2 separate regions of the Homo sapiens genome follow, and region 1 is linked to region 2. Evidence: chromatin contacts called from ENCODE Hi-C or POLR2A ChIA-PET data. All regions are on one chromosome and are shown on one strand. Each heading gives the region's core, a stretch centred on a gene start or an enhancer-like site at or near the end of the contact. The rest is flanking DNA. Distances are from core to core; before and after follow the strand shown.

Region 1 (5,557 bases), core at 54-2,553, 570 kb before region 2:
TCTATGCTGTTAGAAGTCAGGAGATTGCCTACCTGGGTTTGGAGGTGCTGACTGGATCGGGGGCCCAGGGCTCTGGGGGGCTGAGAATGTTTTGTTTCTGGATCTGGGTGGGGGTTACACAGTTACATTGTTTGTGGCTACCTATCAAGCTGGACACTTTGATCTGGGCACTTTTTCTGTTTTACTTCCATGAGGAAAAAAAAATTGAGAGGCAGGATAGTGTAGTGGTTAAACATGCATGCCCTCAAGCCAATTACCCAGGCTTAAAATCCCAGTTCTGACAATAGCTATTAACCAAACTTGCCTTAGCTTGCTGGCCTGGGCCAGGGCTGGGGACACCACGTGTCTAGATTTCTTTATTGAGGCACTAGCGGATGTGTGCAAGGGGTAGAGACCAAAAAGTGTGGCAGCAGCAGAGAAGGGACGTCAGCAGCTCAGGAGGCTAAGAGGATAGTATTGGGCCATCAGGACCCCCACGCCCCCAATTCTAGGGTCCTGGCATCTCCCCAGTCCCCCTTCCTCCCCAGAGGTCCAGAATTTTCAGCCTCAGTCCTGAGATTTGTGTCCACAAAACCAAATATTTCTAACTGATAAAAGCCACTCCTTCTTGCTGCGGAGAAACCACAAGGCAACCTGGGTAGTTTGAACAAAGTTCTCTAGCCTCCCTAAGTTTACTCCTCTGTACTGTGGAGAGGATAGAAGAAAATCGCAGTGAGTAATCACAGTGAATTCACTGAGCACTGCCAGTCTTTTGCTAAGAACATGATGTGCTCAAGCCTTACGATACTCTGAAGTGGGTATTATGCCTCTCCCCATTTTACAGAGTCAGAGACTGAGGCACAGAGAGGTTAAGTAGCCTGCCCAGTGTCACACAGCTCTGGAGCAAGCGCCTGCTCCAGAGCCTGAGACTCCTACACCACATCCCACCCAAGTGTGGGCCTCGCACATAATAGGCACCCAGCACCCAGTAGCTCGGCCTTGCTGCCGCCGTGGAATCTCCTGCCTCCCAGAGACCCAACCTCAGCCCTGGACTCACTATGGCCACTCCCTGCACCAGGGGGAACTGTTCGGGTTCCTGCAGGACGTCACAGATGGTGTTCACCATCTCGTCGATCAGTGTCTGACATTCTTCGTAGGGCTTCAGGTATTCCTGGATAAACCAACCCAGCTTCTGAGCAGGCACCGAGGACAGCTGGGACTCCCCATTTCCCATTGCTCTCAGCTGGCTGCCGGCAAGACAGTGAATGGTAGGATGGGAGGCAGAGGAATTCTTGCTGCTGCCCAGAGCCAGGAAACTGAAACTGAAGTCTAGAGGCCTCTCTCCACCCACTGCAGCGAGCTTACCAACTCTTGTATCCGGGACAGGGAAACAAAACTAACTTAAGCTCAGAGGCTCTGCCCTGCCCCTTGCAGTGAGTTTACCAACTCCTGCATCCGGGGCAGGGAAACCAAAACTAACTTAAGCTCAAATGCTCTTCCCCGCCCCTTGCAGCAAGGTTTACTGACTCCTGCACCCCAGCAGGGAAACCAAAACTGACTCAAGCTCAGAGGCTTTCCCTGTCCCCGGCAGCGTGGTGACCAGCCCTTCAGGGGCTCCCCAAAACTTGAGGTTAACTAAACAGCCTCTAGAACCCCATTGTGAGGGCTTCATACCTGCTAGATGTCTGTCCTTGAGCACATCGCCTGCCCTCTTCGCGCCTCAATTCCCCCATCTGTAAGCTGGGGGAAAATGGCAGCTCTCTCGTAGGATTAGCTTGATGATTAAATAATACCTGCAAAGTGCTTAGAAGCAGGGGCGCACAGGTCATCTTTTGAGGCTCTGTCCCTTTCCCCCTGTTCTCAGTGGCCAGGGAACTCACATTCAGGGAAAGCGGCAGAGAGGAAAAAGAGACCCAGAGAGGGAACTGACTTGCTCAGGGACACACAGCAAAGCAGGGACCTAGCTGGACTCAGGTTTTGGTCTGCTTCTGGGTAAACACAGGCCCCCGTGTGGTCAGCGGGTGGGAACCTCTGTGTGTCCAGTTTCTCAGCACACTTGTGGACAGCCGAGGGACCGTATGAGGCACTTGTCCAGCCTCGCAAGGGCAAGAAAACACACCCCAAGTGTGTGAGCCAGAAAGGAGACAGACATGCAACTCCTGTGCCCAGAGCTTTGAAAACAAAACTCGCAGAGGACTCCCAGCCAGCTGCCTTGGCCCAGCAATAATAATTCACAGAGAAGGCAAAAATCTCCAAGATGTAGTGGGGGACCAGGGCCCTTCCATACTGGGATGGTTAATTTTATGTGTCAAGTTGGCTGAGCCCAGGTACCCAGATATTTGGTCAAACATTATCCTAGATCTTTTTGTGAAGGTATTTTTTAAAGATAAGATTAACATTTACATTGGTAGACTTTTTTTTTGAGTAAAGTGGATTATCATCTGTAAGGTGGTGGGCCTGATTCAATCAGTTGAAGGCCTTAATAGACTAAAGACTGAGCTCCCCCAAGGAAGAGGGAATTCGGCTGCAGTGCCTTGGCCTCCACTTGCAGCAGCAACTCCTTCCTGGGTCTCCCACCTGCCAGTCTACCCTGCCGATTTTGGATTTGCCAGCCTCCACAATCACATGAGCCAATTCCTTAAAATAAATACCTCAAAATAAATATAAATACCCTGTTAGTTCTGGAAAAACCTCGATTAATGCACATGCTCATTAAGGGCCTTTCCTGCCCTTATCCAACTTTTACTGCAACACCGAGAGGTAGGCAGGCTGGGCAGGCGTAGTCCTAAGGTTCCTTTTTCAGATGAGAACATGGAGGCTCACAAAGGTGGAAACATTTGCCCGTGATCACACAGCTAGGAAGTTGTCAGGCTAGGTTCTCACACTAACACACTGCCTGACTCCAAAGCCTGTGCTTTATTTGTTATTTAAAAAAACACTTTATTTTGAAGTAATTTGAAATGCTGAGAAAATTTACAAGATGCACACAAAGAACTTCCTTAGACTTTTTAGCCATTATATTTTTTACCACATTTGCCCCTCATTTTCTTGCTATTTATACATTTTAGGAGGTTTTTGTTTTGTTTTGTTTTTGAGACAGAGTCTCACTCTGTCACCCAGGCTGGAGTGCAGTGGCGTGATTATAGCTCACTGTAGCCTCACCCTCCCAAGCTCAAGCAATCTTCCTACTTCAGCCTCCTGAGTAGCTGGGACTATAGGCATGCACCACCATGCCTGGCTAAATTTTTAAAATTTTTTGGTAGAAATGGGGGTCATGATGTCACCATGTTGCCCAGGCTGGGCTCGAACTCCTGGCCTCAAGCGATCTTCCCACCTCAGCCACCCAAAGTGCTGGGATTACAGACCTGAGCCACCACGCCCAGCCCTTCATGAGTATTTTTATTCCTGAACCATTTGAATGCATGTTGCATGATTTATGTCCCTTTACTCCTAAATGCTTCAACCTATATCTCCTAAGAGCAAGAATATTGTGTTACAGAAGCACAGAACAATGGTCCAATTCAGACTTTTATCATTGATACAATGCTATCATCTCATAACATATATAATAAATATAATTTTGTATAATTTATATAATATATAATTTATATAACATATATAATAAATATACGTTTATTATATAAATATTGTATAAATATATATTTTGAGACAGACAGAGTCTCACTGTCACCCAGGCTGGAGTGCAGTGGCACAATCTCGGCTCACTGTAGCCTCAACCTCTCAGGCTCAAGCGATTCTTCTGCCTCAGCTTCCTGAGTAGCTGGGACCACAGGCACACACCACCATGTCTGACTAATTTTTGTATTTTTTTGTACAGGTAGGGTCTCACCATGTTGCCCAGGCTGATCTCGAACTCCTGGGCTCAAGTGATCTGCCTGCCTCGGCCTCCCAAAGTGGTAGAATTATAGGTGTAAGCCACTGCATCCAGCCATAAATACATTCTTATATTGAAAAATTTACCAACGATTCCAATACTCTTCTTTATAGCATCCGCACCCCCGCCAACATCTAGGCTCACACATGACATTTAGCTGACGTATGTGACAGACGTGTTTCCTGGGAAGCCCACTAGGAAAGCAATGGTGATGTTTTTACTGGGGGAAGTTTCCTCGGCGTTCATTCTTGAGGTATTTTGATGGCGTAAGTTGAGTAGCTGCCTGCTTGTGGCCCATCTAGTCTGTCCCTATGAACACCAAGATTTAAGGGTCATCTCCATGTTCTGCAGGCCAGCCCCTCCTGGCCAATCCTGGGCCCTACCACTCATGGTGAGCACTGTGTCCCCTAATGGGTGCCATCTCCTGGCCTCTCTTACTCCAGGGTTCCACCATCCCTTTTGCTATCAGTGAGCCTAGCTCCCAAGGGGCCTCACCCACCATCCTGTGATGGCATCTCCTGCAGAGGAGGCTTTCTGAGCTTCTCTGTGATGCTGGCTGGTGTTCTCTTCCTGGTCCATTCCTCGTGGACTTGGTAAAGGGGAATCTTGGCCTTTCCATGGAAGATCGTCGCCTCTGGCTCCCTGGGCCTTATGCAGCCTTCCCAAGCATTGCCACTTCCCTGACCTTTCATCGCATCTGCCACCGTCTCCCCTGGCAATTCTGGCATTTGGATCTCACTTAGCATGGCCTCCTACTTTTTCCCGTCTTCTAGGAGCCCTCCTGGCAGCAAGTTTACACCTTCTCCTGGAGTCCTTGCCTGGGTGTGCAGCCCTGAACTCCCAAAGGACTTCCGAATCAATAAACCCTTTCCTATCTGACCTCACACTGCAGCCCCCTGATCGAGCACCCTCAAGGTTGACTCCTGCACAAACTCACCCGACTTCTGCTGGTCATGCTGGCTTGGCCCTCCAGCTACTTTGGGATATAGGCCCTTTCCTCCCCTATGAGGCCCGTCACATCCCTGGCTTGTTTATGCTGGAATTTAAGCCTAGTTACAACCCTTGTGGGCAGGAGAGGAGGTGGGCACAGGGACAAACGTCTTGTGGATGCCTCTATAGGGTTTCCAAGCAAGGGAGGAGGGTTAGCTCTTAACAGGGAGGGATGGATAGGTCACTTTTACAGCTCTAGGAGTCAGAGGAATCTGAGGATTCAAGATTCTCAGTGGGACCGGGGTGGTGGCCCTTGCCTGTAATCCCAGCACTTTGGGAGGCTGAGGTGGGCAGATAACTTGAGGTGAGGAGTTCAAGACCAGCCTGGCCAACATGGTGAAACCCCATCTCTACTAATAACACAAAAATTAGTCAGGCGTGGTGGCATGTGCCTGTAGTCCCAGCTACTCGGGAGGCTGAGGCAGGAGAACCACTTGAACCCAGGAAGTGGAGGGTGCAGTGAGCCAAGATTGTGCCACTGTACTCCAGCCTGGGCGACAGAGCAAGACACTGTCTCAAAAAAAAAAAAAAAAAAAAAAGATTCTCAGTGGCATCAACCTGTATGTTCCCATTCTATGTGTCAGGGCCCTATTCTTTTTTACCATGTAGGGTCCTGACCACATTGAGCAGACCTGATAATTTTGACAGCATATCATCACTTTCTCATCTACCCACTAGGATGGCTATAATCAA
Region 2 (5,439 bases), core at 1,049-3,548:
ATCTCAGAAAAAAAAAAAAAAGATTAAGTGTCTGCAAAAATGTCTGCTTTGTGATTAAAGTGCTGCACAAATTTCAGAGAATTTTATATATGGCAAAACTAAACTTAATAAAAACATTTACTTTATAACTAACATGGTATTTTGCCCAACTAATGAATTGTAAATTTTGCAATACCGCAACAAAACACAAGAGGGGGTTCATCTACGTTTTTATTTTAATGACAGGTCATTCAACACATATTTTGGGGCGTTCACTAGGTGAAATTATCTGAGATTGCCAGCAATTTTGAGGGGCCCACGTAAGCAACTGTGCATCTCATTCATTCATTGTGGTACATTTTCTGCAGTTGAAGTTTCTAAGAGGTGCTTTGCTGAGGAAGCTAAACAAATAAAGCTGCTGACATTCCCATTCTCAAAAAAAAGGGCAGTGTTCATCTGATCATTGTATTTGTATCCTCAGTGAATCAGAACCAGAAAAAGGCTAAATGATTCCCAGAGACACAGCCATGAAGCAGGTGGTTTCGATCTGAAAAAATCAAGGTGAAAAGCTCTAGCAACCAGAAAGAAACGAATGGAGGAAAATGGAAAACGCAAGCTAGAAGGTATTACAAATGTGTACATGTTGGCTTAAGGGCTTTGAAGCAGTAAAGAACTATCACATATACTGTGTTGTGTATTTTGTAAAAGATAATAAATATTCTTATTTTTAATTCTAACATGAGCAAAACTCTCATGCATCTTCATTAATCATCTCTTTAATCTTGCAGCCTAATGGTTAAGAGTGCAATCTTTGGAATCAGATCTATGCTGTGAGCAAGTTACTTAATGTCCTTGAGACTCAGTTTCCTCATAATAGTATCATTCACAGGTTGTTGGGAGAATTAAATGAAATAAAGCAAGGCACATTGTATGCAATATTGCCTATTATCTCCCATGCATAAACTTTAGCAGAATACTTGACAACAACTAGGATGTTGATGATCAGATGATTGTAGTGGTGATGGTGACAATAACAAGAGCTAACAGTTCGCCAGGTGCGGTGGCTCACGCCTGTAATCCTAGCACTTTGGGAGGCTGAGGCGGGTGGATTACTTGAGGTCAGGAGTTCAAAACCAGCTTGGCCATCATGGTGAAACTCTGTCTCTACTAAAAATACAAAAAATTAGCTGGGCATGGTGGTGTGCGCCTGTAATCCCTGCTACTTGGGAGGCTGAGGCAGGAGAATCACTTGAACCCAGGAGGCAGAGGTTGCCGTGAGCCAAGATCGTGCCACCACACTCCAGCCTGGGTGACAGAGCGAGACTCCATCTCAAAAAAAAAAAAAAAAAAAAAAAAAAAAAAAAAAAAAGAGCTAACACTTATGTAGCATTTACCATCCATCAAATAATCAAATATGCTTCTCAGTACTGTTGTATATATTATTTAATGTTCCCAACATCCTTATGAAGTAAGTTACTATTGTTATCCTCACTTTAATTTTTTTTTACTTTTTTTAAGACAGAGTCTCATTCTGTAGGCCAGGCCGGAGGACGGGAATGAGAAAGGCCATGTACAAGAGGAAGTAGTCAGCCGCTAAATCCAAGGTAAGGGAAGAGGGGACCACTGACCTAATCTCAAGTGACAAGATTAGAGTTCACTGCACTGCAGCCCAGACCTCCAAGACTCAAGTGATCCTCCCGCCTTAGCCTCCCGAATAGCTGGGACTACAGGCACTAACAACCACACTCGGCTAATTTTTTTTCTTTTTTTCTTTTTTTTGTTGTTGTTATTGTTTTGAGACTGAGTCTGGCTCTATTTCCCAGGCTGGAGTGCGGTGGCACGCAGTGGCACGATCTTTGGAGTGCTGGGATTACAGGCGTGAGCCACCGTGTCCGGCCCTTTTTTTTTTTTTTTTCTTTTTTGAGAATCTTGCTCTGTTGCCTAGAGCGCAGTGTCGCGATCTTGGCTCACTGCAATCTCCACCTCCAGATTCAAGTGATTCTCCTGCCTCCGCGCCTCGACTGGCTGTCATTACAGACACGCACCACCCACGCCCGGCTACCTTTTGTATTTTTAGTAGAGACGGGATTTCACCATGTTGGCCAGGCTGGTCTCGAACTGCCAACCTCAGAGGATCCTCCTGCCTCGGCCTCCCAAAGGGCTGGGATTACAGGCGTGAGCCACCGCACCCGGCCTAGGATTTACTACTTTTTTCTTAACGGGGAAATACTACATTCCCCATGATGCCCCAGATCCGGAAGGAAGTGAGACTCGCACTTCCCATGATTGCTTATAGACCGGAAGCCGGGACCTTAATTCTCTTTCCCATCTTGCAAGGTAAGAATCGCGGGCCTGTCTGCAAGACTTGAGTTCAGGACTCCCAATCCTTCGCCATCCGAACCTGGAGGGCATCCAGTCGACACCTACAGGGGTCGGACATGTCCAAGGCTAACTGAGAGGCCTTCCAGACGCTTCATTTTTGTTGTTTGGGTTTGCGGCAGGGCACAAAGAGGGTGAGGTAGAATGCCGTAGTGGCTCCCTCCGGTTCTTCGCCACTCTCTTGGGCTGGGGGAACGAGGCCCTTTCGGGGACCCGTAGCAGACTGGTGGGTGTTAGAGGAAGCGGGGAGACGGCGCGTGCACTGTGTTCCTGGTCCTGGGTTCCAGAGGATGACACTGAGCCTGTCGCAGCCACGTTGGGGTTCCGCACTGAAGCCAAAAGGTTTCGCGTCTCCCAGCGTCCCCGACCGGAAGTCGCCTCTTGGTCTTTGCGATCTTTTTCTCTGGCTCAATTTGGGCTGATTCCGTTTGTGTCCGCAATTCCTAAATCGAGTTTCTTGAAAAGAGACACTGGTCTTAAGGGTTAAGACGAAAGGTACTGAAAGTAAGGGATTTCAAGTTCTGGTCTTGGTGCTTCTAACCTGTGGACACATTCTGCATCTAAGTTTTCTAATTCGCAAAACAGTAATAAAAAATAATGGTTGTACGGACTTCTGACCGCTCAGTATTTGGCAAAAAACCTAATAGGTGTGAGGTAGTTTCAAATTCTCAAAAAAAAAGTTTATAGTGTATTGGGGAGACAAACCCCAAATGAGTCATAGTGAAGGTTGGAGTAGAATGGGTAGAGTTTGAGAGGAAGGCCTGTATCTTACCGGGGGAGGGATTGTAGTCTGGGGAGCCCAGCCCATTCATGTACAGGTTCATTATTGTCTTGTTAGAGAGATGACTGGTGAAATGCCTTTTTTTATCTACAAAAAAATATTTTTAGATGGCGGGTGAAAAAGTTGAGAAGCCAGATACTAAAGAGAAGAAACCCGAAGCCAAGAAGGTTGATGCTGGTGGCAAGGTGAAAAAGGGTAACCTCAAAGCTAAAAAGCCCAAGAAGGGGAAGCCCCATTGCAGCCGCAACCCTGTCCTTGTCAGAGGAATTGGCAGGTATTCCCGATCTGCCATGTATTCCAGAAAGGCCATGTACAAGAGGAAGTACTCAGCCGCTAAATCCAAGGTAAGGGAAGAGGACCACGGACCATTATGTCTTAACCTTAATTGGCATTCTCTTACTGTTGATGCATTTGTGTCCTTGTAGGTTGAAAAGAAAAAGAAGGAGAAGGTTCTCGCAACTGTTACAAAACCAGTTGGTGGTGACAAGAACGGCGGTACCCGGGTGGTTAAACTTCGCAAAATGGTAAGATGTGGGGACTGTAAATTGGATTTTCTGTTTATGCTTGAATACTGTGAAGATGTTTTTGAATACTTAGATACTGTAAGTTTCTGCATACCGGAGAATTTCTGATAGAAAATAAAGGGCTCTGGGTTTGTAACTTGGCTTCAACATTTACTGTTAATCTTAAGTAATTTAAATTACTCGTCTGTGCTTTGTTCCTTTGCATATAATATGGGAATGAGGCTGAGTGTGGTGGCTAATGCCTGTAATCCCAGCACTTTGGGAGGCTGAGGCGAGCAGATCACCTGAGGTCAGGAGTTCAAGACCAGCCTGGCCAACATGGTGAAACCACATCTCTAGTAAAAATATACAAATTAGCTGGTTGCGTGCCTGTAGTCCCAGCTGCTCTGGAGGCTGAGGCAGAAGAATCGCTTGAACCCGGGAGGCAGAGATTGCACTACTGCACTCCAGCCTGGGCGACAGAGGGAGGCTTCATCTCAAAAAAAGATAAGATGGGAATGAGGGTTTACCTCAAAGAGTTTTTATGGAGATTAAATGAAATAATACATAGCCTGTTCTATAGAACATTTCCCACTAGAGCAGTGTTTCTTGGCCCCCTTTACCACACACAAGACCCAATGTAATCTCAGGATTTGCTCTGTAATTTTCATTATGGGAACATTCCCAAATAAGTTAACACCATACAGTTTCACAGTTGAAGATTACTGCATGAGAGGGAAGATGACAGTTGTTTTGTGAACTCGTTTTCCCATTAGGTGATCATGTTTGTGGTGAAAGTGAGACTGCACTAATGATATGGTATAGTTGGAAATAGGTTATTGTGAGTTATTTGTAGTCATGTCTTTAATGGCCCTTGCATGGTGTCTAACTTCTGCAATAAATGATCTGCCAGTCCTAGTGTCTGGCTTTATGCAATTTGTTTTCCTTTGTGGATGAAGTGGGAGTAAGACTTGTTGCTGTGAGGATCAGATGAAGTGGCTAGGATATGGACACACTTTACTTGAATTGGAAAACAAGCCATGTATCCCTAATCTGCAAAATGTGGCATGTCACACGTGTAATCTCTGAGGTTTAGTTTTTGCTCAAGATTGCAAAGGTGACTTGCTTGATGCTTTCTTTGCTTGAGCACACATCTCATTCATTAAATGGTGTCTCCTTTTTTGCACACAGGATGCAGAAGCATAATTGACCTTTTCCAAGTCTACTTAGCAGAAATGAAAATGGAATCATATAAATACAGTATTATACTTTAAAATAAAAAGGCTGTAGCAAAAGTTTGGCTGACATAGCTTGCTTCTAGTAATCTGAATGGCTTATTTAAATAAGTTGGATCTATGGACTCTCCACAGCCTAGATATTATCCTACTGAAGATGTGCCTCGAAAGCTGTTGAGCCACGGCAAAAAACCCTTCAGTCAGCACGTGAGAAAACTGCGAGCCAGCATTACCCCCGGGACCATTCTGATCATCCTCACTGGACGCCACAGGGGCAAGGTGAGAGTACCTGTGCTTGGGGCGCTTCACTGCAGCTGCCTGGGGTGCCTGGTGGCAATGCGTTTGCACGCTAGGTGTACTTTTCCTTTATTTACCTATGTTTGGGGCAAGGGGAAATGATCTGCAAGATACAACTTAGTTGTTGCAAATAAGAAGTGTAATCCATGGTGATTTATTAGCCATTTCCTGCTGTTGATTATGTTACACATGTTCATTTACTCAAAAACGTGTTTATGTCTGGAGTACTACCTTAGTAGCTTGCTGTGGTTGCTTCCAGAACTGC

Evidence for each region. Hi-C counts contacts between places; a loop is a spot of excess contacts on that map. ChIA-PET counts read pairs that join two places held with the same protein, here RNA polymerase II (POLR2A). Pooled maps may share reads with other maps.
Region 1: a map with no recorded cell type shows a loop between it and region 2 (7-fold over the local background). The contact joins the promoter of OAS2 here to the promoter of RPL6 in region 2. A Hi-C loop is called at or near these places in 1 of 37 single-sample maps with no recorded cell type and 10 of 50 pooled maps. POLR2A ChIA-PET finds 5 or more read pairs at or near these places in 1 of 52 experiments (activated CD8-positive, alpha-beta T cell).

Annotation. Positions count from the first base shown.
Region 1 is chr12:112,974,265-112,979,821 of GRCh38, reverse strand. OAS2 (2'-5'-oligoadenylate synthetase 2) reads right to left here and starts at 1,303. Exons shown (of 10, transcript NM_002535.3): 1 at 1,037-1,303. The coding sequence starts at 1,213. RefSeq lists enhancers at 139-288, 399-478, 649-728, 949-1,758.
Region 2 is chr12:112,406,464-112,411,902 of GRCh38, reverse strand. RPL6 (ribosomal protein L6) reads left to right here and starts at 2,298. Exons shown (of 7, transcript NM_000970.6): 1 at 2,298-2,316; 2 at 3,247-3,483; 3 at 3,565-3,663; 4 at 5,013-5,156. The coding sequence starts at 3,247. RefSeq lists an enhancer at 2,488-2,667.